Regions from separate parts of the Homo sapiens genome. Here regions 1 and 3 are each linked to region 2. Evidence: chromatin loops called from intact Hi-C (ENCODE). Cell type or tissue: HCT116. All regions are shown on one strand.

Region 1 (8,000 bases), 900 kb before region 2:
CCCTTGGCAGAATCGATTATATGCAGTTGTAGAACTGGGGCACTTGTTTTCTTGCTAGCTATAGGCCAGGGGTTGTTCTCAGCTTCAGGATGAGAACAGGTTACTGCCCACGTTCCTTGGCTCACAGCAACATTGGACCAAGTTTTTCACATGCTTCAACTCCCTCTGACTTCCCCATCTGCCATATCGCTGTTTCTGCCTCCATTTTCTGCCTTTGAGAGCTCATATGATTACAGTGGGCCCAATTAGAGTCAGCTGATTGGTGACCTTAATCACATGTATAGAGCCTTTCAGGACAATATCTAGATTAGTGTTTGGTTGAATAACCAGGGGATGGAAATCTTGGGTGGACAACTTTAGAAATCTGCCTACTGTAGTGTGAAGTGCCATGCTGAGATAATACATTCCATATATTATCAAATTTAATTTTCCAAAAAATAGTATAACCAGGTGATAAGTACTGTTATCACTAAAAACAATAGCAACAACAAAAATCTTCCTATTGTTTGTTTCCAGCTGATGATAGCTATCAAGCTACTTTAAAACATCTCTAATAGGATTTTGTTTTTAAAGTTATATATTTAAAAAATAACTCTTCAAAGAACATGTCTGTTGCATAAGCAAGGGACAAGTATAACTGAGGTTATTTTGTATCATTTTAAAGAAAATCTCAACCTGCCTTCTCTCTATGCTCATTTCCATAGTGTGGCCAAAAATCCTAATGCTGAATTAGTGATCATGGCATTTCCATGGCAACATACCAGGGTGCCGCCAGCATAAGGCCTTCTTCTCTTAACTGCAGCATAAACAATTCACCTGATTATGGGCTATTAAAAGGCCACACACAAGGACATGTAAGTAGAAAAAGAAAGGGAAGGTTCTGGTAATGTACATTGGAATACATTTTGGCAATCCCTAATAAGCAACCTGAGAAAGAAGATACTGAGAAAATGGTAAAGAATTCTTCCAATTGGATTTTGCAAAAATTGGACAGGTTCTCAGCCAGCTGACTTTGTGGAAGTGCTTCTGCAAGATTTTAGGATAGTTTTTCTCTGTAGAAAGTGCTGATTTTAAAATATTTCTCTTTCCTTCTCCCTCATTATCCACACACACAAAAATTCTTTTCTCACTACATAAATACAAAAGTAAGACAGTTTATGACATACTTATGTTATGTATATATTATTTTAAGCCAAGAGAGAGAAGTAAAAGAATATATAATTTGGATTTTTTTATATCAGAAACAAAGCCCAGGAAGAAAACATCTTTTTAAAAACATCATTCACAAAGTTTCTTTAAACCCAGCAAAACCCATACCACTGTCTTGGTAGGTGTCCTACAAATTGTGAGTAGATAAACTTTGAATTGAGCCTTTCCAGACAGACCCCTTAGTATCATATGTATCCTTGTCTAGGCTGTCAACTAATGCAGAGATTTCTGTCTACCTTATCATTTTTTAAAATTCAAATACTCATGGGGGAAGACATGTTTTAAGTCACATTAAAATGAGTGAGTTTTATCAAGTACAGTATCTTACTATCCAGCTGTTCAGAGCCCACCACTATCCTTAAGAAAAAGGGGTAGAACCACTTCCCTTTAGGCACATCCTTCCTATACACCCCCAGACTGCCTTTTTATAAGTTCTGCCCCCAAGGGTGCTATTGCTATGCATTTCACATTTTGGCTTTAACCCATGCTGACCCCATGTTCATATGGCGTGTTTTGCCTGTGTAAAAGGTTCCAGAAGATAAATTTTGAGGATTTATACATTTGATGACCCCACCATTGAAAGTTTTAATACAAAAGACTCTCTCGTCTCTGACAATGTCACCATTTTACCAGAACAAGCATTTGCAAAATTATTATTCAACAAGGTTAACACTTTCATCTGTTAGAGCCTTACAGAAAAAGCAAAATATTACACAAAGAAAATACAGTCTATCAACATTATAAGAGCCTTTTGATATGACCCAGTAAAGCATTGTTGGTGATCAATATACAAAGCAACCAATGCAGCCACTTAAAGCTGTTAGCATTCATAAGTGGTTGTGTCAGCAAGACCTCTGTTTCATTTTGAAAATGGAATTATATGTTATGTGGAATGCTGAATTGCAGTTATGACTATCTTATAAAATCTAAAAGATAAGCAATGAATCATATCCCTCAATTGGCAAGGAAGAGTCAGAAAGGCCCTGAAGACGTTTGGAAGATGTTGCAGACAGACACAACCTTGGCACAGTGGGAAGAGTATGGGCTTTAGGGTCAGGCAGCATTTTCTCCCAGTCCCTGTACTTGACAATTTACAAACTGGTGACCTTGGGCAAGTTGCTTAACTTTTCTGGACCTTAGTTTTCACAAGTTTAACATGTGGATAATTAGAAGGACATATAATACATTTTGTGAATCAAGGTTCTTCAAAGAGTGAAATAGGGGAGAGGGGTACTGTTAATAATTAAACCAGCACAACAGGATTAACCAAGACTGTGAGACAGAGGCAAGCCAGGATGTATGGCCATCCTATCAGGATAATTAAAAATCGGTGCCTACACTGACAACACTAAATGCTGGTAAGGATGTGGAACAACAGAAACTCTCATTCATTGCTGATGGGAATGCAAAATGGTGCAGTCACTTTGGAAGACAGTTTGGCAGTTTCTTGCAAAAGTAAACACAATTTTACCTGAAGATCCAGCAATTGTGCCCTTTGGTATTTACCCAAATAAATTGAAAGCTTATGTCCATATAAAAATATGCACATTGATGTTTATAGTAGCTTCATTCATAATTGCCAAAACTTAGAAACAACTAAGATGTCCTTCAGTAGATGGGTGGGTAAACTTTGGTACATCCAGACAACAGAAGATTATTCAGCATTAAAAAGAAATGAGGTATCAAGCCATAGGAAGACATGGAAGAAACTTAAATTCATATTACTCAGTGAAAGAAACCAATCTGTAAGAGCTACATGCTGTATGAATCCAAATATATGACATTCTGGGGAAAGATGAAACTATGGAGACAGTAAAAACATCAGTAGTTGCCAGGGATTAAAAGCCAGGAAACAATGAGTAGGCAGAGCACATGCATTTTTTAGGACAGTGAAACTACTCTGTATGATCCTATAATAGTAATTACATGTCATTATAAATTTGGCCAACCCCGTAGAATGTACAATACCAAGAGTGAACACTAACGTAAACTATGGACTTCCAGTGATTATGTGTCAATGTAGGCTCATCAATTGTAACAAATGTACCATTTTGGTGGAGGATGTTGATAGTGGGGAAGGTTGTACATATGTAGGGGGAGGGAGTATATATATATACCTTCTGCTCAATTTTGCTGTGAACCCAAAATCACTCCAAGAAATAACATCTATTAATTTTTAAAAAGGAAGAAAGAAAAAAGTAAATGCCTAATACCATGAAGTTGCTGTGACAACTAATATAAACAAAATACATAAACACTTAGCATATAGTCGACACTAAATAAAAATTAGTCTTTCTGTTTCTTTCCCTCTCTTTTGACCATGAAAAACACAAATAAGAACACAATTTTAGTACTTGTAACGATGAAGAGATTATGTAACATGTAACAGTATTTATAACTCAGTCTATTTGCCCATTAAAATATTATAAATTAGAATCTATTTTAACAATGTATACTCTACAATCCACAAATTTAATCACGTTTGTTGAATGAGTGACTGAATAAATAAATAAGTCACAAACTCTTCTCTTTTCTACAACACTCTTTTTGCACTTGACTGCTGTTCTTCGTGTATTAGTGGACAGAGGACAGGACCTTGATGTCTGAATTTACCAGCTACATGAGCTTGGGAAAGTCACTTAAACTCTTTGTACCTCAATTTTGTCATTTGTCAAACCAGCAATCATTAAACTCTTTGAGATAATGGCTGGGGAATACATAGTACTTTGCTTAACATATAACTACCTAATAACATTACCTTCCTTCTTTCTTCTATCCTTATGATGTTTCCATTTGACCCCTAAAATTTTGTCTTCTAAATATAAGAATTTTTTTAGAGGTTTCTGGTACATGCAAATTGCCCCTGGTTATCACACATTGTTTTTCAGGTAAACTGGTTAATCACTAACTATCAAAAGTAATAAATTCCAGCTACGTTTCAGAAAGTTAATTGTAAAAATATGGATGTAGGAATTCTGACATAATCTTGGAATTCATTGATAAAAACCCAGGATTTCCCATATCTACCAGTAAGCAGAAGAGGGAGCTCTAAGCCTGGAATTCAAACTCCAGCTTTCTTAAAGCTAAAACTTGATCAAATTTTTGAACCTGTATAAACAAACTCTAAACCAAAAATATCTAAACTATATAAATTCAAGAAGACAGCAAAAAATTCTGATCCATCATCCAAGGATTTAAATATGGAATAATTTATCTTTTGTCCCAAACTCAATATAAACTCCTTTAATGCCATTAACATGAAATGCTTGCTTTCGAGGCATGTTTATTTTTAAAAGTCCACTGATATATTTAAATACATACAAGTATTTGTAAGTTTTTCCTATGTATGATAATATAGCCTTTTTGTGTATAAAAATGTTTGAGAATTTGTAAAGAATGGGGTCATTTTTCCCTTTGTTACAACTTTCTTCTAGTCTAATTCTCTGTGTTGCTAAAATTTACAGACACATTCCTAAGGCTATACAAATGTCGAATCTCTATGATTCTTGGCAGAATTAGTCTTTTATCCATTTACGGTCAAATCTGACTGATTCTTATTGTTTTTAATAGCTATATCTATATTTATCTTTCTCCTTCTCTCTCTCTCTCTCTCTAATTTTATCAGTTCAGACCTCACAATCTATATATTAGTAATTTTTCAGACATTACCAGAAACTATGAAAACCATAATTATTTCACAACTTAATTCCAGCATAGTTACATACAAAAGAGAAGGAGTAAAGGGTTAGAGCATGTACTACTTCAGTCAATTACATTATCTGAAGCACCAAGAAGAGAAAAAATTCATCTCCATTCAATCAATATTATGGCTTAATCACATTTTCTATAAGGATGTAAAAATGAGGGACTGGGGATTTGAAAATGGCTCTGTCACTATCTCTGTGACACTTGAAACATAGAATTTTGCTTAACTTTTTAATGAGAAGAATAATTACTATTATACAAGGCTGTTGGGCAGATTAAATGAGATAATATATGTGTACAAGTTTCTTACACAGTGCCTGTAACACAGCTGCTCAATATAAATGACTGTCTTCTTTTCTAATTTTATAAAGCCTCTATCATTAAAGTTTGCGCTTTAATACAAACCAGGCTGGGTGCGGTGGCTCACGCCTGTAATCCCAGCACTTTGGGAGGCCAAGGCGGGCAGATCATGAGGTCAGGAGTTCGAGACCAGCCTGGCCAACATGGTGACACCCCATCTCTACTAAAAATATAAAAATAACTCAGGGGTGGTGGCACGTGCCTGTAGTCCCAGCTACTCGGGAGGCTGAGGTAGGAGAATTGCTTGAACCCGGGAGGCAGAGGTTGCAGTGAGCCGAGATCACGCCACTGCACTCCAGCCTGGGCAACAGAGCAAGACTCCATCTCGAAAAATAAATAAATAAATAATAAAAAAATATACAAACCACATACAGAAAACTATCAGAAGATTTCCACATTAAGGCTTTCTCATACATAGATTGATGGTTGATTATATAATGATAGCACCAAGGCAATGTCAAATGCTAACAAAACCTAAAACTTTTTGGAGCACTAACTGCCTATCAGGCATTGTATAGCACAGGCTATAGTTAATTTAATCTTCATTATTATCCTTCAATATACGTCCTGTTATTGTCTTCCACTTACCCATGAAGGCATGGAGAGGCTACTTAATTGTCTCAAAACCTCACAGCTACTGCTCAACAAAGCAAATGTGTTTGACCACAAAACTAGAATTCTTAACCATTGCCCCTCACTGCTCAAGAATCTTCTGAAACAGAAGGTTCGTGTACACATGATTTGCATAAGATTTCAACTCTCCATACATTTTAACAAGCTCCTAAGCAAATTTATTGTGTCTATGTTCCAACCCTGCTAATCTGACTAATCTATACATCACAATCTCCAGCCCCATTATTTTAGATAGATTCCTATACCATTACCTACTACGATTTTGTCCTACAAAACAGAAAATCTAGTAAGTAGAAGTAAATTAATAGTAAAGTTCTAAATGTATTGACACTGATACAGCATATTAATGTATAAATGAGCAAATATATCCTTTTCATTCTTTAATGCTTAAAATTCAACAGACATTACTTGCAAAAACGTTCATTCTGTTTGAATAATACTGAAAATGAAATTATGTTGACCAGTGATCACTTCCCTAAAACCAACCATCATTAACTCTAGCAATTTGCTCCTTACTCTTATCAAGAATAACCTAGTAACTACCTCCAAAGCAGCTAATTTATTTCATTTATTCTCTAAAAATAATTATACTTTAATGATCTACTTTTCAGGGTAAGATGCTCATTTATTGCAGTGTATCAAAAGCTTTTATGTAACTGAACCATTAGGCTACACCTTATCATATGGTCCTCTTAAAAGTCTGGGCAAAAACAAATACTTTTAATACTGATTTCTATCTACTCCACGCTCGGCTTGAGTTAGTTGTCTGTAAATCAATCCTTCTGACATGTAGGTGTAAATCTCTGTTCTTCACTTCAGGAAAGTTTCCACCACATTTCTGGGCTTTAGTTTTCTTCTAGGTCTTTCCAGTGTGTTGCTCGCCCCTGAAGCCCAGGTTCATAAACATAACTGAATACTGTGCATCATACTGAAATTTTCTGCAGATACCTCAAATTCCCAATGTCTTCCAAAATAAAGATCTCACATCCATTGTCAATCCTCTCTCTCACAATTCCCACATACCTTTCATAATCAAACTCTAAATTCTACCAGTGTTTTGAGTCCATTCTCTTCTTTGTGTTCTTTAATTACAGCTTTTATCATCTCTTAATTTTTTTGTTTGTTTTTACAGTTTCCATGTCCTTATCTTTCTGTACTACATTCTGGTTCGTTTCCTCATCTCTCTCATCTAGTCATTAAATTTATCTTGAGTTCTTTTTGATCTTCTATTTTAACCTCTTCACAAAATTCTTTATTAGATATACTTTTATAGCTATACTTTCTAGTTGGTTCTTTTTTCAATCCTCCTGATATTTTTCCAGAATATTCTTGTCATTGATTTATGGCTTCTTTTTTTCCCACCATTTCCTAAAAAATTTTAGACAGACAAGTTTGACAGGTTTTTTTCAAATTCTTCCATCTTGAATTATTGGATGTGAACCTCACACGTATTGCATTTTCTGACATTCTTTTGTAGTGGTTCATTTTTTCATAAGCCTTACAATTTTAAACATGCAGGCCTTTTCAGCAGTGTTATGGAGCTCTCAGGAATGGGGTTATGCTCTTAAGAAGGAGATCCCAGAGAGCTAGCTCCCCACTTCTGGCATGTGAGGACATGGCTAGAAGATGCCATCTGTGAACCAGAAAGCAGGCCCTCACCAGACGCCAAATCTGCCAGTGCACTCATCTTGAACTTCTTAGACTGTAGAATTATGAGAAATAAACTTCTGTTGTTTATAAGTCACTCAATGGAAGATATTTTGTTATAGCAGCTTGAATGGCCCAAGACAGAGTTGTTTTCATGAGCTAAGAGTGTGAAGGGGCTTCTTATTGGAAGCATTTCTACACAGTAGCTTCTCACTTTTCTCTGCCAAGGTGCTATTGGTTTTGCCAGTTCAGGGCCAATTTTTTAAATTGACATTCTTATTGAGATAATTATAGATTCATGTGCAGTTTTAATAATACTGAGAGATCCTCTGTACCTTTTACCCAGTTTCTCTCAATGGTAACATCTTGCAAAATAATAGTATAGTTTCACAACCAGGATACTAATATTATACAATTCACTGTGTTTGCTAAGATTTCCCCAATTA
Region 2 (8,000 bases):
GCTCAACCCATGAATTATCTGGCCACACTGACCATTTCTCATACCAGAGATACTTTTTTGATGCGATCCTCAAACCCCAAGGATTCCCAAGAGTGGGAGCCACAGACAAAACAACACAGGAACAATAATTCGATATAAATGCATTTAGCCACTTCTCCAAACACCAAGATGCAGCAGACAAGACAATCCCTTTGCTCTGGATATCAGGAGCTTGGACAAAAGAAGAAACAAAGTTCACAAATTGTTTGTCTTTAGGATATGACACAGTGAGAGAAGTGGTGAAAGTTATTTGTTTGTTATGCTTAAATGTATAGTTTAAGAGTTAAAATTCCGGCCTGGCGCAGTGGCTCATGCCTGTAATCCCAGCACTTAGGGAGGCCGAGGTGGACGGATCACAAGGTCAGGAGTTTGAGACCATCCTGGCTCACACAATGAAACCCCATCTCTACTAAAAGTACAAAAATTAGCCAGGCGTGGTGGCAGGCACCTGTAGTCCCAGCTACTTGGGAGGTTGAGGCAGGAGAATCACTTGAACCCAGGAGGTGGAGGATGCAGTGAGTCGAGATCACGCCACTGCACTCCAGCCTGGGCAACAAAGCGAGACTCCATCTCAAAAAAAAAAAAAAAATTGTGTAAGTGTATATTTTCTACTGATACAGTAAAGACATTAACAAGGAAGTTGTTTGCTTAATAATACAGCAACTTCACAGCCATATCTAGGAAAATGCATGTTTAATGACTTAAATCAAGTTTATTAAGCAATTTTGTTTAAGATGTGGGAGCTTCTTAAAATTCTTGGTGCTTATTCATCAGACCACTTATAAACAACTTGAACTCCATATTTATAATTCTAGTGAATTTATCTCTATTCAATATTTATAAGTCATTATAAAATATCTCAATTCTTCAAAAAGTATAATAAGTATAAAGACTAAAGGAACAGGTTTTGAAATCAGACAGACCTGATGCATCTTGAGATTTAATGGCTATGCAACTTTGGACAAATTACTGAACTTTGGACAAATTACTAAGCTTTGTTTTTATCATTAGTAAGATAGTTTTGTTTTGTTTTGAGACAGGGTCTTGCTCTGTCACCCAGGCTGGAATGCAGTGACACGATCACAGCTCACTGCAGTCCTGACCTCCCAGGCTCAAGCAATCATCCCTCCTTAGCCTCCCTAGCAGCTGGGACTATAGGTGTGGGCCACCATACCTGGCTAATTTTTTTTCTGAGGATTTTCTGAGGATTACATGAGATAATGTTCATAAGACCTGACACATAGTATATTATCAATAAATGATAGTGCAGCTTATTCAAATTTAGTTTATTAAAGATGTTTTAATATCCACATTAAGTCTCATTTGGTCTTTTTTTTTTTCTTATTCAGAGTCTTGCTCTGTAGCCCAGGCTGCAGTCCAATGGTGAGATCTCAGCTCACTGCAACCTCCACCTCCCAGGTTCAAGCAATTCTCCTGCCCCAGCCTCCTGAGTAGTGGGGATTACAGGCACCCACCATCATGCCTGGCTAATTGTTTGTATTTTTAGTAGAGACAGAGTTTTGCCATGTTGGCCAGGCTGGTCTTGAACTCCTGATCTCAGGTGATCAACCTGCCTCAGCCTCCCAAAGTGCTGGGATTACAGGAATGAGCCACCGCGCCTAGCCTCATTTGGTCTTATACACAATTTCTGCTTTCCCACTCAGACACTTTCATTCAAATATATACCAAGGTAGTCCCCCAATATCCATTCTCTTTACATTAAGTGAATAACATGTACATATTGATTTTTATGAATATATTCACAGATTTGCAGAATTTCAGAGTTAGAAGAACATAAACTAGACTATGCTTCATTTCTCAGATGAGAAAAATGGAGGCATAGCCACGTTAGATCATCTTTCCCACAGTGACATGATCCAGGTCTCCTAATTTCTAGTACTTGATTCTTTCTGAGGTGAAGTGACCACAAAGCAAACAACATTTTCTTTTATATCTTGTATATTCGAGGTGCCAGGGGTTTTTATTTTGTTGTGGATGAGCTAAATAGGTCTATCTGTTTGTTAGGATAGCACACTTTATGTTTCCTGTCTTCAAAAGCAATGGTTTTTAGTCTGATTCAAAATAAATACAATGGGGTCATGTTTCTTCAAAAGAAAAAAATATAGTGAGCATAGATGAGATTAAAATTGCATTACTGTTTTCAAGTGATGTCCCTCACTATCAAAAAGCAAATCACACAAAGGTGAACGGAGTTGGGCCACTAATACTCAGTGCAGGATCTTTCATATATACAGTACTCATAAAACTACTGAACCACCCGTGACTGGGCACGGGTTTTGAGCTGCTACTTCATCTTCCTTGCTGTGGCTCCTTAATGTTCTTAGTGTGAAGACAAAATCCTTCACCTCACTACGAGGCCATGCAAGATCCATCTACTGCCTACTTCCCAGGCCTCTCTTCACCTCTCTCTGATACCTCTGCCTTGCCATCCAGCCCTCCTGGCTTTCTTTCAGCCTCTGGTATTCTCCTCGCTCCCTCCTGCTACAAGGCCTTGCACATGTTCCTTCTGTGTGAATGTTCCTTTCTCTCCTTCTTACCTAGGCAACTCATCTTTATCTTTCAGATCTCAACAAATGGATCACTCCTCTGACATCTCCAACTGGTTCAAAACCTCACTGTAGAACTATATGAACCACCTATTTCTCCTTTCTTCCTCATAGGCTTTGTCAGTCACAATTTAAATTTGTGATTGTATGATTACTGTCTATCTTCACCACCACACTCAAAGCAAATGACAGTGACTATGTTTCTGCTTATCATTGAGTCTCCAGGACCTCTTGCCCTGCGTCTATCTGACACAGAAAAGAGGCTCAACAAATATTTTTGGACATTGGTTAAATGAATGAATACATGAATGCATGACTGATGGAATGAGGAAGGAATGAATGAACGTCATATGCTGAACCAGCATACTTGTTGCATTAAATTTATTTGAATGGCTTTCCCCAGTCTTTAATCTGATAGCACAATACATATACATATACAAGTAAAATAAAGCACAATTGATGACAAGAAGAAAGAAACTAAAGGGAAAAAATCCTCAACATTTCAAAAGTGGGATTACTTGATTAAAGAATCAGAATGAGACACATGAGACTAGGACGCCACCTTGTGGTTTATTTTCACATTTACCATTTTCGACCTGCTTTCAGAACAACTTCAGAAAGTTCAACCTGGAACTTTTGTACTTCAGAAAAAGCGAGTGTGTGTTGTTCAACCCCATGTGTCCATGTGTTCTCATCATTCAGCTCCCACTTATGAGAACATGTGGCAGCCCTCTCCCTCTCCCTCTCCCCATGGTCTCCCTCTCCCCACGGTCTCCCTCTCCCTCTCTTTCCACGGTCTCCCTCAAATGCCGAGCCGAAGCTGGACTGTACTGCTGCCATCTCGGCTCACTGCAATCTCCCTGCCTGATTCTCCCGCCTCAGCCTGCCAAGTGCCTGCGATTGCAGGCGCGCGCCGCCACGCCTGACTGGTTTTCGTATTTTTTTGGTGGAGACGGGGTTTTGCTGTGTTGGCCAGGCTGGTCTCCAGCTCCTAACCGCGAGTGATCTGCCAGCCTCGGCCTCCCGAGGTACCGGGATTGCAGACAGAGTCTCGTTCACTCAGTGCTCAATGTTGCCCAGGCTGGAGTGCAGTGGCGTGATCTCGGCTAGCTACAACCTCCACCTCCCAGCCGCCTGCCTTGGCCTCCCAAAGTGCCGAGATTGCAGTCTCTGCCCGGCCGCCACCCCGTCTGGGAAGTAAGGAGCGTCTGCCTGGCCGCCCATAGTCTGGGATGTGAGGAGCCCCTCTGCCCGGCTGCCCAGTCTGGGAAATGAGGAGCACCTCTTCCCGGCCGCCATCCCGTCTAGGAAGTGAGGAGCGTCTCTGCCCAGCCGCCCATCGTCTGAGATGTGGGGAGAGCCTCTGCCCCGCCGCCCCGTCTGGGATGTGAGGAGCGCCTCTGCCCGGCCACGACCCTGTCTGGGAGGTGAGGAGCGTCTCTGCCCGGCCGCCCCATCTGAGAAGTGAGGAGCCCCTCCGCCCGGCAGCCGCCCCGTCTGAGAAGTGAGGAGCCCCTCCGCCCGGCAGCCACCCCGTCTGGGAAGTGAGGAGCGTCTCCGCCCGGCAGCCGCCCCCTCCGGGAGGGAGGTGGGGGGCAGCCCCCGCCCGGCCAGCCGCCCCGTCCGGGAGGTGGGGGCGCCTCTGCCCGGCCGCCCCTGCTGGGAAGTGAGGAGCCCCTCTGCCCGGCCGCCACCCCGTCTGGGAGGTGTACCCAACGGCTCATTGAGAACGGGCCATGATGACGATGGCGGTTTTGTGGAATAGAAAGGGGGGAAATGTGGGGAAAAGATAGAGAAATCAGATTGTTGCTGTGTCTGTGTAGAAAGAAGTAGACATAGGAGACTCCATTTTGTTCTGTACTAAGAAAGATTCTTCTGCCTTGGGATGCTGTTGATCTATGACCTTGCCCCCAACCCTGTGCTCTCTGAAACATGTGCTGTGTCCACTCAGGGTTAAATGGATTAAGGGCGGTGCAAGATGTGCTTTGTTAAACAGATGCTTGAAGGCAGCATGCTCGTTAAGAGTCATCACCACTCCCTAATCTCAAGTACCCAGGGACACAAACACCGCGGAAGGCCGCAGGGTCCTCTGCCTAGGAAAACCAGAGACCTTTGTTCACATGTTTATCTGCTGACCTTCCCTCCACTATTGTCCTATGACCCTGCCAAATCCCCTTCTGCGAGAAACACCCAAGAATGATCAATAAAAAACAACAACAAAAAAAAAAAAAAAAAAGGAAAAGCACCATTATAAACTATGGCAATAGAGGGGAGTGGAATTTTGCTTAACTATCGCTTCCATGCCGTAATCCCAAAGAGTTGGCCCAAACATTACCTATCATTTATTTTTATTTTTCATTTTAATTCAATATTGAATTAATATAGAACAGCATTATATATATGCTATTCTCTCTATATAATATATAATATATAGAATAGCGTATTATAACATTATATATAATATATAACATAGCATTATATATGTTATGCTATTATATATATAATATATAAATATATAATATGTATTTATCAATTAAACCAAGAAGTAGACTTCTAGGACTTCACTTGAAAAGAATTATATGCAGGCTGAGCCCATCATACTGCTATTCTTTTTTTTTTTTTTTTTTTTGAGACGGAGTTCTTGCTGTCGCCCAGCCTGGAGTGCAGTGGCGCGATCTCTGCTCACTGCAGGCTTCACCCACCGGGTTCACCCCATTCTCCAGCCTCAGCCTCCCGAGCAGCTGGGACTACAGGTACCCGCCACCTCGCCCGGCTAGTTTTTTTGTATTTTTAGTAGAGACGGGGTTTCACCGTGTTAGCCAGGATGGTCTCAATCTCCTGACCTCGTGATCTGCCCGCCTCGGCCTCCCAAAGTGCTGGGATTACAGGCGTGAGCCACTGCGCCAGGCGATGCTATTCTTATATGAATGACAGCTCTACATTTCTGTCTACATATATAATGCTATATATATGCTATGCTATTCTATATATTATTCTATATATAATATATGTTATGCTATTCTATATTATTCTATATATGATATAGAACATATCCTATATATTATTCTATTATATATGTTATGCTATTCTATATATTATTCTATATATAATATAGAATATATTCTATTATATGTAATATAGAATATATTCTATTATATGTAATATAGAATATATTCTATATATATAATATAGAATATATTCTATTATATGTAATATAGAATATATTCTATTATATGTAATATAGAATATATTCTATATATATAATATAGAATATATTCTATTATATGTAATATAGAATATATTCTATATATATAGAATATATTCTATTATATGTAATATAGAATATATTCTATATATATAGAATATATTCTATTATATGTAATATAGAATATATTCTATTAGAATATATTCTATATTATATATATATTCTATATTATATATATATAATAGAATATATTCTATATCATATTATATAATATATAATTATATATTATATAGAATATATAGAATAGCATAATATATAGCATATATAATATATAGCATATGTATAACATATAGCATATATAATATATAGCATATGTATAACATATAGCATATATAAATATAGCATATATAACTCATATTATATATGCATATATAATATATTATATATGGAATAGCATAACATTTATATAATGCTGTGTTATATAATAGGTAAAGGTATAAATAATCAAATGAGAATCAATACCTTTGTACCCACCACCCAGCTTAGCACTTAGCACCACTAGTACTTTGAAAGCCCTTTGTGTACTTTTTCTTTTCTCCATCTTCTCCATTCCCCATTCCCCACTATTTTATTTTTATTTATGGTTTACCATCTATATGTCTATCAATGAACAATATTTTTAATTTAGCATTTTAAAACTTCATATAATATGGGATTATACTCTATTTGACTTGCTTATTAAGTTAAACATTATTTTCCTGGAATTCATCATGTTGATAAGTGGAGATGCAATCCATTTTTTTTTTTTTTACTACTCTGTAGTATTTCATTGTATGACTATACCACAACATATTTACCCACTCTACTCTTGATAGACAGTCAGCTTGCTTCCAATTTGGGTGTATTATGAATGGTGCTGCTGTGAACATTCTTGTACACATCTGGCGCACACATGCGGGGATTTCCCAGAGGTTGAATTGCTGGGTGTGGGAATCTCCAAATTTAGATAATATCAAATGTTTTCCAGTTTATTTTATTATGCCAATTTATACTCCCACCATTAGTGTATGAGACTTTTCATTGTTCTATATTCTTGGCAACAGTTGATATTGCCAGATTTTTCCATTTTGCCTCTTTGATGAGTGTAAACAGTATCTCTTTTGTTTTAGTTTGCATTTCCCTGATCATGAAAAGAGGTTGATTCTGTTTTCAAAGATTTATTGGTCACCCTTGTTTCTTCTGAAAAGTTCCAGTTTCAGTCTTTTGCCTCATTCTTTCATTTCTTCACACAAGAGTCATTTGAATTGCTACTATATGCCAAGTACTATCATAGCCTGGAGGATACAAAAATGAATACAACATAGACCCTGCCCTCTGCTGTGGAGCTCTTGGCTTATCTATCATTTCGTTGCCTTCAGCGATCAAATGAAGACTAAAAAACAGGAAAAATTTTTGAGCACCAATTATACAATTACCACTTTAACACAAAGTAATAGAAAGTTATGAACTCTGGTCTCAGGGAATTTACAAAAGCACAACTTACACAAAACAATAACAAATTATATAAAGTCCTATATATACCACAGAAATTCAGAGGCTATAATAAGCAGAAGAAGAGGTAATTGATCAAGTAGATCCATAGTTTAAATTTAAATGTGTTTCTTTTTAACTAATGGAAAAATGTTTTTCTATAGTCTACTCGTTAAAGTAAGAAGATAAAAAAGTAAAGAACCATTTTTAAGTCAATAAAATAATAATCAACATGAAGATGTGGCAAAGATTATTTTTAAATGGGTAAAAATTGTGCTAAAGAATAAACCACTGTCACATACAAACATGCCTATTCATAAGGGCAAGTACCTTGTATTTGTCATTAAACTTACTAATGAAAATTTCCCAGTTCTTTCTATGGAATCTAATATCTCCTAATAAGCAGCTACTAGATTAACTTTCACCAAACTTGGTAATGCATAGAATTCAATTATACATTTTAAAAATAACTTCCAGTGATTCTTCTTTGCTTCTATGCAAAAACTCCCCACAAACCACCCTATTTGTAATAATCTCTCTAAAGGAGACTCTCCATAGTGCTATCAGACAATTTGTTATAATTGGGGGAGTATTAAAGAATACAAGATTCAGGCTGGGCATATCCTGTTTGGAATTCTGATTCTTCCACATACTTGTGT
Region 3 (8,000 bases), 400 kb after region 2:
GAAGGCAATGCTCTTATGTGTGTGTATATGGTGTGTGTCTGTATTTGTGCCTATGGATAATCATTAGTTTCTCAAATGTATGCAAGTGATACAGCACATATGTGTATTTCCCAGTCTTCATACGCTCAACAGACCAGCCTTCTTTTTCCACCTCGGACATATGTTTCTGGGTAGGTTTCCTGATTTGTAATCAGTCAGCCTCTGATATTCACTGTGACTTTGGTTTCCAGCCCTGTCTGGAAGAACTCCAGCCTGGGAGAATGTAAACATTTTATTCAGAAGCCTGTGATGTTGGAAAGAGGAGGTTTTGGATGATTTTTGTTTTTGTTTGGACTTGGGTCAGTGTCTCCCATTTATAGCTGGAATGTGAACTGCATGGCTTCAGATGTGTTTTGGAAGATTGATGTGGGCCTCATGAAACTCAGCTACAGTGGAGCCTCAGGAGACTAGGAGCTGGTTATCATATTAAGAAACACATTTCTTTTTATCAGTGAATATTAATGCTGAACAGTGAAGCTGTGGAACTCCTTCTCTTACACCGGCAACCTCAGCCCTCCTAGAAAAGCTGTGTAGTCAGAACCAGTGTTAGGGGGAGTTCTTTATGGTTTCTCCAACAGTCGTTGATACTGAGTAAAAAGGGACTACCCAGGGGATTTCAAGTCAAAATCTAAGAACTAAACTTATTTCTGTTAATGATATGAATGACATGTCATTGGTGAATGGAAAGAAAATGCTCTCAATATATGGAGCTATAGGAATAAATGCTAGAAGTGAGGCTAAGTTTTTGCCAGCTGTATCCTACTGATCATATTGGCCATTATGTTAGAATTGCCACTTTCCCTCTCCTTGGATGAAAAGAGGTCTTATTTTATTTTTCCAAGAAGGAGTCTTGCTCTGTCACCCAGGCTGGAGTGCAGTGGCGCGATCTTGGCTCACCGCAACCTCTGCCTCCTGGGTTCAAGCGATTCTCCTGCCTCAGCCTCCCAAGTAGCTGGGATTACAGGAGTGTGCCACCTCGCCCAGCTAATTTTTATATTTTTAGTAGAGAAGGAGTTTCACCCTGTTGGCCAGGCTGGTCTCAAATTCCTGACCTTGTGATCTGCCAGCCTCGGCCTCCCAAAGTGCTGGGATTACAGGTGCGAGCCACCATGCCCTGCCATGAAAAGAAATGTTATAAAAGTACAAACCACTTGTGCTTTATTTTATGGGTGAGTCTACTTGTGGTGGATCCACTTGTCTCATACCATTATGTCTACTTCTTTCCTTTTTGATTGCTAAGAAAATTTTCCATCTTTTCCAACGAAAATGCAGGATCTAAAACAGAATTGCAAAGTTATTCCAAAATCAAACCAAACAAACGAACAAACTAATCATTAACATTTAAAAATCAGGAGATCGCACCTAAGAATCTGCATTTCTTCAGTCTCCTGGAATGCAGGTGCATGTGGTAGCACTGAGTCTGCATTTCTGCATACTGGAACTGGGTAGATGGAGCTACCTTTTAATGTGACACGTGCTCCCAGTCTTATTAAGGCAGGCCAGCTTTACCCATTTGTGTGAGCTGCCCTGTCCTTGTAGGCATTTGAATTTTTAACGTTTGGTCTATAGGAAAGAAAACTTCTGCAATATTTTTTTTTCTTCCTTGAGACTCTAAGTGATGTTTTGGAATTGGAAATGAGCTATGGTTAGTGAATGGAAATGGTCAGTGGAAATATGTAATTAAAGGGACTTCCCTAGAGCCACGATCTAAATGTATTTGGGCAACAATGGTGCTTAGTGTTACCCATGTCGAAAAGACTCATCAGTCTGAACTTAGTTTTCACAGATACATGCTCAGGGGAAACGTTTCCTCCTGAAGATGATTCCTCTTGGTTTTGACTGCCTGGATCAGTTCATAAAGCTGGAGTTATGGCTTCTTCAAAAAAGCCTGTCTCTCATGCTGTGGTAAAATATGTGGTCACCTGGCTGGTGAAGAGTTTCTGGGTCCCATAATATTTTACATAGGACACAAAAAATGGAATGCTTTTGGACTTAAACCTGTTTTCTTTTCAACTCCTTCTGCCTAGAGGAGATGGTAGCCTCAGAAGAGTTCTTACTTCCCCTTCCTAGAACTGTGCAAATCTTTCAGGTCCCAGCTGGTAATGGAGAAATTACTTTTTGTTATTTAAAAAATATAAACAGGAAAAATAAAAACCATGATATTTCATGAAATACAACTTCTTTTCTGTTTTCTACTAAATAAGACAAATTTTTTTTTATATGTGTTCAGGTTCCTGACTGTCTTTAGTACTTTACCTTCTCATGGTCTCTACTCTCTTGCAATTTATTTTATATAGTCTTTTTCCAGGAATCCTCCCGTCTCATTAGATTTTTCTTTTTGTTCCTTTCCATGCTGCTGTATTTTCCTTTTATTTTAGAACCTGTGTCTAATTTTCCAGCTCTCTACTTTTATTCTTATTTTCCTTTTGTCAGCCTGGTGTCTTTTATTTTCTATTGTTTCATTTTTTCCCTCTCTGTGCCCTTTTTCATGTGCTATTATACAGGGTTTGCTTATTTTTCACTTCTGTTCAGTTTGTTTTATTCTCTTACCATGCATTCATACCTCCTGCTTCAAAACCAAAAAACCCGAAACTGATTCTTACTTTTTTAATTGTAACCCTCTCCCTAGTTTATTTACACTAACTTTACACTATGAGTTTTTTATACTTGAAATTGCCAAAATTTCCTTATCACTTAGTTTTCTCCCAGTTTCCCATAGAAAATTCAGTGGATGTTCTTTCCATATGTCAGCTGCTGTGGTAACCCAAGACAGAGGTCATTATGTTCAGTTCTGATCACATTTTGTTCTTTCGCTGGCTGTATTACCTGAAGGAAGCCACAGTCTCTGTCTGGGTCTCATTTTTTTTTATCTAGTAAAGTTAACAGGGAGAACAAGGTGTGGTTCTCAGATGAGGCACACCTGTGAGCTCGCCAGAACTGTGCTACCTCAGGTCTCACTCCACACTTCCTGACGTGGTATCTGCATTTTTACAAGATCTCCCGCTGATCTGTGCCCTCATGGAAGTTTGAGAAGCACAATCTCGATGCTCTTTGGGGGTTTTTCCAGGTTTAACTTTGCTGAAAATAAGGGAAAACCTATTTTACTAAGTGAAAATAAGTGAAATATTTTAATAAGTGAAAATAAGGGAAAAACATAAAGTGAAAACTGCTTTGGTTACAAGGCACAGTAGAATAACCTGGGAAGCATCAATAAAATGTCAATGCCTTAGAGGTCCCTCCTCAGGGCAGCTGATTCAGAAACTCTGGGGATGGTATTTTTTACTGTACCAGGTGATTTTAATGAGCAGGTTGATCCCCACTTAAATATGCTATTTAACTTTGACCTCCTTTACTGATGCCCTCAGTGCTGCCCTCTTTTGGTTGTGAGGTAAGTAATTACTATGGAAAGAGGAACTTCGAAGTATTTGGTTTCATCTACTTAAACCCACCAGAATTTATTCTGGGGAGGCCATAACTGGGGAGATAGATAACTATCGAAGGAGGCTATATGTATTTTTATAGCGTTATGAAAGCAAAAGCAGGATTCGCTTACTTTTTTTTTTTTCTCAAGACTGATTAAGGCTTTTGCTGGCAATGGGAGTGTTTGTGGTAACAGAAGGAAGTAACCCTGGCAAGTGATAGATAGACATTGTATCCTAAGAGTCTTGGGGGTGGTGGGTGCCGGGGATATGTCAGTGGGATGGTTTTATTTCATCAGAACTTGGTGCTGGTGTTGACTGGATACTCACAATTAGCCACATGCTATGATTGGGTTACTGAACATTAGGTTCTAATTTATTTTTAATTATTTCAGGTTGTTGAACTGTAGCTGATTTAAGAAAACTTGAAACCAAGATTTTTTTTTTTAACTGCTCTTATAGTATTCTTAGTGTGAGAACTGGGGAGGGAATAGTCATAAAACAATTTGTCACAAGAGTGGAGGGTGTGACAATACTATTAGGTGGTGATACTTTAATGTTGTAGTTTTAAAATCGGATCTTGAGAAACTGTGTCTTTAAAGATTTTTTCTTTTTTTAAGAGAGAGAGTTTCGCTCTTGTCGCCCAGGCTGGAGTGCAATGGTGTGATCTCGGCTCACTGCAACTTCTGCCTCCCGGCTTCAAACGATTCTCCTGCCTCAGCCTCCCGAGTACCTAGGATTACGGGCAGCCTGCTACCATGCCCAGCTAATTTTTGTATTTTTAGTAGAGAAAGGTTTCATCATATTGGCTAGGCTGGTCTCAAACTCCTGATCTCAGGTGATCCACCCGCCTCAGCCTCCCAAACGGCTGGGATTACAGGCAAGAGCCACCACACCTGGCCTTTAAAGGGCTTTTTAAAAAAAGGTTAAATGTTTTTCACCAGTGCTCAATGAGAAACACAAACATGATTACATTGTTTGGAGTGGCTGAATTACTTGATCAAAATTTAAAAAAAAAGGTATTTTCCCTAAGTGGTTTTTGCTTAGTACAGCACCTTTTTTTCCCCTCAGTTTTCATGTCCTGAATTATTTCTGCATCATTAAGTTTAGCTGAGGAGCCAAAATTCTGTCATTGTGGGGGGATTGCTGAGGTGTCACATCGACAAAGGGAGGTACTTAGAATAAGATGTCATTTTGGTCTGTTCTTGAGTGTTACTCCAAGAAGTTATGTGAGCAGAGAAACACTAATCCTGTGGGCCATCTGTCTTTCCCATCATGTGGCAGAACCCCCATGCAGAATCTCTAGTCAAGGTTGGACCATGGCTGCATTTCATTACATCTGAAAAGAGTCCCCGGTAGTTATGTGATTTTTACCTCACAGATTGCTCAGAATCACATAAAGCCTCAACAAATATTTCCTCACAGATTTATTCTAGCCCTGGTCAAAAGTGTGAAGTAGGACATTTTCTTCAAGTGTATTTTTTTTTCTGTCTTATTGAAACACTTTCAATACTGTTAGCGTGACTTTGTGTCCCATCCGTCCAATATTTGCTGTACTCACAGCTGTTACCTCTGCAGGAAATCTTTGCAAACTAGAGTCTTCATTCTTTCATGGTTCTAGGCAGTAAGCTTAGAAGGGACAGTGGAGCTGTAACACTCACTGTTTCATAAGTTTTTAAACTTATGCTGTAAAAGTCTCTGATACATGCAAGATCAGAGAAAATGTAGAACAAAGGAGGCATATAGATGAGGTGAGGATACTGGGAAGATAATAAATTTGCACAGAAGGGAAGGGAGTTTATAAAATGTGGGAAGAGTCAGGAAAGGCTGGCAGGAGGTGAACCGGGGTGTAAGAAGGATGTGTACAATATGTAGGTAGAGAAGATATGTCATGAGGCCTCGCAATGCCCTCATTACCATTATGGTTAGGTAGTTGCCAACACATGTTTTCGGAGCACCTACTGTGTGCCAAACATTATTCTGGTGCTCAGGGTATGGCAGTAAATGAGCCTAGCAGAATTTCTGTCTTCAAGGAGCTAACATTCTATTCTAGTAAAAAAGTTCTCTTGCCCTTGCTAAGTTTGAAATGCCTGTTTATGGCAAAGGAGTAGAAATGGTAGATGCTTTATATAAAAATATATGATTTGTCTTGGCAAAGCATCCTTGAGGAGAGATTAGTACAGTGCAAAAAAGTATTGAGTAACATTCTCCCCGTTTCCACCTTTCTGTCAGGTCATAGATATAAATTACAATTCTGGCCCTCATTCACCCTCACATAGCTTTCTGGCATCCTTTCCCATTCTCTGAACATGAGAGGAATGAGAAGGTTATTTGGAAGGTCGCTGATCTTAGGAGTTGTCCTGCTACAGTTACCGGAGAATCTTGAATTTCATCTGAAAAGACTGCAAGGCAGTCGGGGCAAGCATGCTATGAGAAGTCAACTGGTAAGCAGACCCCAGAGATGAGAAGCATATGGGAAGCCAACCCCATGATTTGCTTCCTTAAAAAGTATGGGCTGTGGATGGATTTTAAATCCTACTCTAAATACAAGACTGGTGTTAGCGGTTGTTTGCAGGAAAACCAAAGGAACTTAGCATCCTTCAGTGTGTTACAGAGACTGTGTGGCCTCAAGCAGTGAAGTGAAGAATTCTTTTTGTCTTTTTCCTCATATGCCCAACCTGGAAACCAGCAGAATTTTTGATGGTGCATCTGGTTCCTGGTGTGCTGCAGAAGTGATTAGTGTGTCATGTCACTGTGGCCTCTTTCTCTGCCCCAGGAGAATGTCTGGGGAACAGAAGAGCAGAGTCCTGCCTGGGATCATGTGGGTGGGGGAGCTATTCCTTCTCAACAGATAGTGTGAGAAGCACTGATCCAAGGTCCTGGCTGCTCAAAGTGTGTTCCTAGGAGCTTGCTGGACATGCAGAATCTCAAGTTCCATCCCAGAACCTGATGTTTTTATTTGGAGCACTGGCCTTGGCAACACATGTTCCTTCCTCACCTTTCTGCAGCCTCTCACTCCCCACTGTCGCCCACTCCTCATAGGCTATCCTCAGGAATGGCATTGGTGGAGTGTTGGTGAAGGTGTAGCTGCAAGCATTCTGATCTTTATTTTACAAACTCTAAACCCAGAAGACTCCAAACCCAGAAAAGTCTAAGTCACAGAAAGCAAAGGAACAGTCTTATTTCAGACACATCTACAGTCTTTGCTGGTTAAATGTCAGGAAGCCCACAAAAAGCTGCCAGACATTTCAGGGTATGAATTTCGTATCTGTACTTCTTGACATCTGCTGGGCTACCATGCCCTTCAATTTACCAAAATATGGAAATTTCCTTATGGCATTCTACCCAAATAATGAGGAAAATGTTGATGCTTCTCTCAGCCTCAGGACCTTAAAGCCACACTGTTCCTAACCACGCTTGCCTATATGGCACTTAGCACTTTACACAAAAAACAAACAGAGGTGTTTATTCCCTGGCAGTTAATATAAATGCTTTCTGTTTTGTAAAATAGGAACAGTATTTGATTCCATTATCACAGATCTCTTGTGGACAAGTCAAAATTCTTCAATTAAGGTTATATCTAGTTAAAGGAATTTTTCTCTTTGGTCTACATCCCCACCCTGAATGTCCTTGCCTGTTAGTTCCTTGCAGGTGAAAGGTAAAAAACCTTTGCAACTTCATGCTATAATTGTGCCTTTGAATTTTCAGAGGAAAAGACAGTGAGAGAGCAAGAGCAGATTGAGAAGCAGAAGAGTGAGTCGCAAAAAGAGAAAATGACAGAAATGGAGCACCCTGGTGAGTCCCAACCACATCCATTCTTGATGATAACAACCAAAGCTCAGAAAATGATTTCTTACAGAATGTTGTATCAAAAGGAGCATATTGTATGTGCAAAGTTGCTGCAGCTTTCCTAAGTTGGCTTCAAACTATCCAACTATGATGTTAACATATTACCTTCAGCCAGTATGATACACATATTGGAATGTTTTGTATCATTGACTACTTTTCCTGTGTCTGTCCACTCTACTGTTTCAAACCCCTGGTACTGGGACAGTGATTGAACCCAGGTATTCTTGTCAATAATAGTTGGAGGGGCTTAGCAATAGATCAAGGTATAGAAGAATTAAACCTGCTATAGCTTGATCTACTTTGAGATTAGAGTGTACAGGGTCCTCTCCAACCTGACACACTTGGCCCTTTTCTGACATAGGTTTAGTAAGTTTTGTGTGCATTTGTAGATATTTTTTCATTCCTAGGGGTTTGGCTTCATTGAGATGTGAGTTGTGGAGCCAAAATACCAGAGAGGCTGACTGTTTTTGTAGCAAGAGTTAGTTTATTTTGTGGTTGGGTTTGAAAAAGAAAAAGCTAAAAACTGCCCTCAAATATCTGATTTAGCTGATTGCTAGGTTATCTAAATCAACTTGAAAACTTTGGATAAGCATTATTCAAACACTAAAGGCAACAAAAGTCTATTTCATTATGTTTGCTCTGATACCTAGCTTCCCGGCTGACTTCTTTTCCAGTTCCTTTCATCCTTTCACA

The links. A loop is a pair of places that touch in the nucleus more often than their neighbours do. Peaks named below come from ENCODE experiments on the same cell type or tissue, not always from the same donor. Only the 100,000 strongest peaks of a DNase experiment are listed, where the experiment ranks them.
Region 1: a loop joins it to region 2, with 7 times the contacts of the local background. A loop is called at or near these places in 21 of 110 quality-filtered maps.
Region 3: it touches region 2 in a loop (4-fold over the local background); 2 of 110 quality-filtered maps call a loop at or near these places.

The regions. Positions count from the first base shown.
Region 1 is chr6:124,866,560-124,874,559 of GRCh38, forward strand. No RefSeq gene overlaps it. Among named protein-coding and RNA genes, the nearest start is that of RNF217, 92 kb to the right of the region's middle. In HCT116, a CTCF peak has its summit at 4,247 (motif pointing right); a DNase peak (open chromatin) is centred at 4,272; H3K27me3 peaks cover 684 bases.
Region 2 is chr6:125,766,831-125,774,830 of GRCh38, forward strand. No RefSeq gene overlaps it. Among named protein-coding and RNA genes, the nearest start is that of TRE-CTC1-7, 9.5 kb to the right of the region's middle. RefSeq lists an enhancer at 3,979-4,901. In HCT116, a CTCF peak has its summit at 3,150 (motif pointing left); a DNase peak (open chromatin) is centred at 3,201; H3K27me3 peaks cover 407 bases.
Region 3 is chr6:126,167,659-126,175,658 of GRCh38, forward strand. It overlaps a transcript of TRMT11 not described here. Among named protein-coding and RNA genes, the nearest start is that of CENPW, 170 kb to the right of the region's middle. In HCT116, a CTCF peak has its summit at 3,420 (motif pointing left); a DNase peak (open chromatin) is centred at 3,402.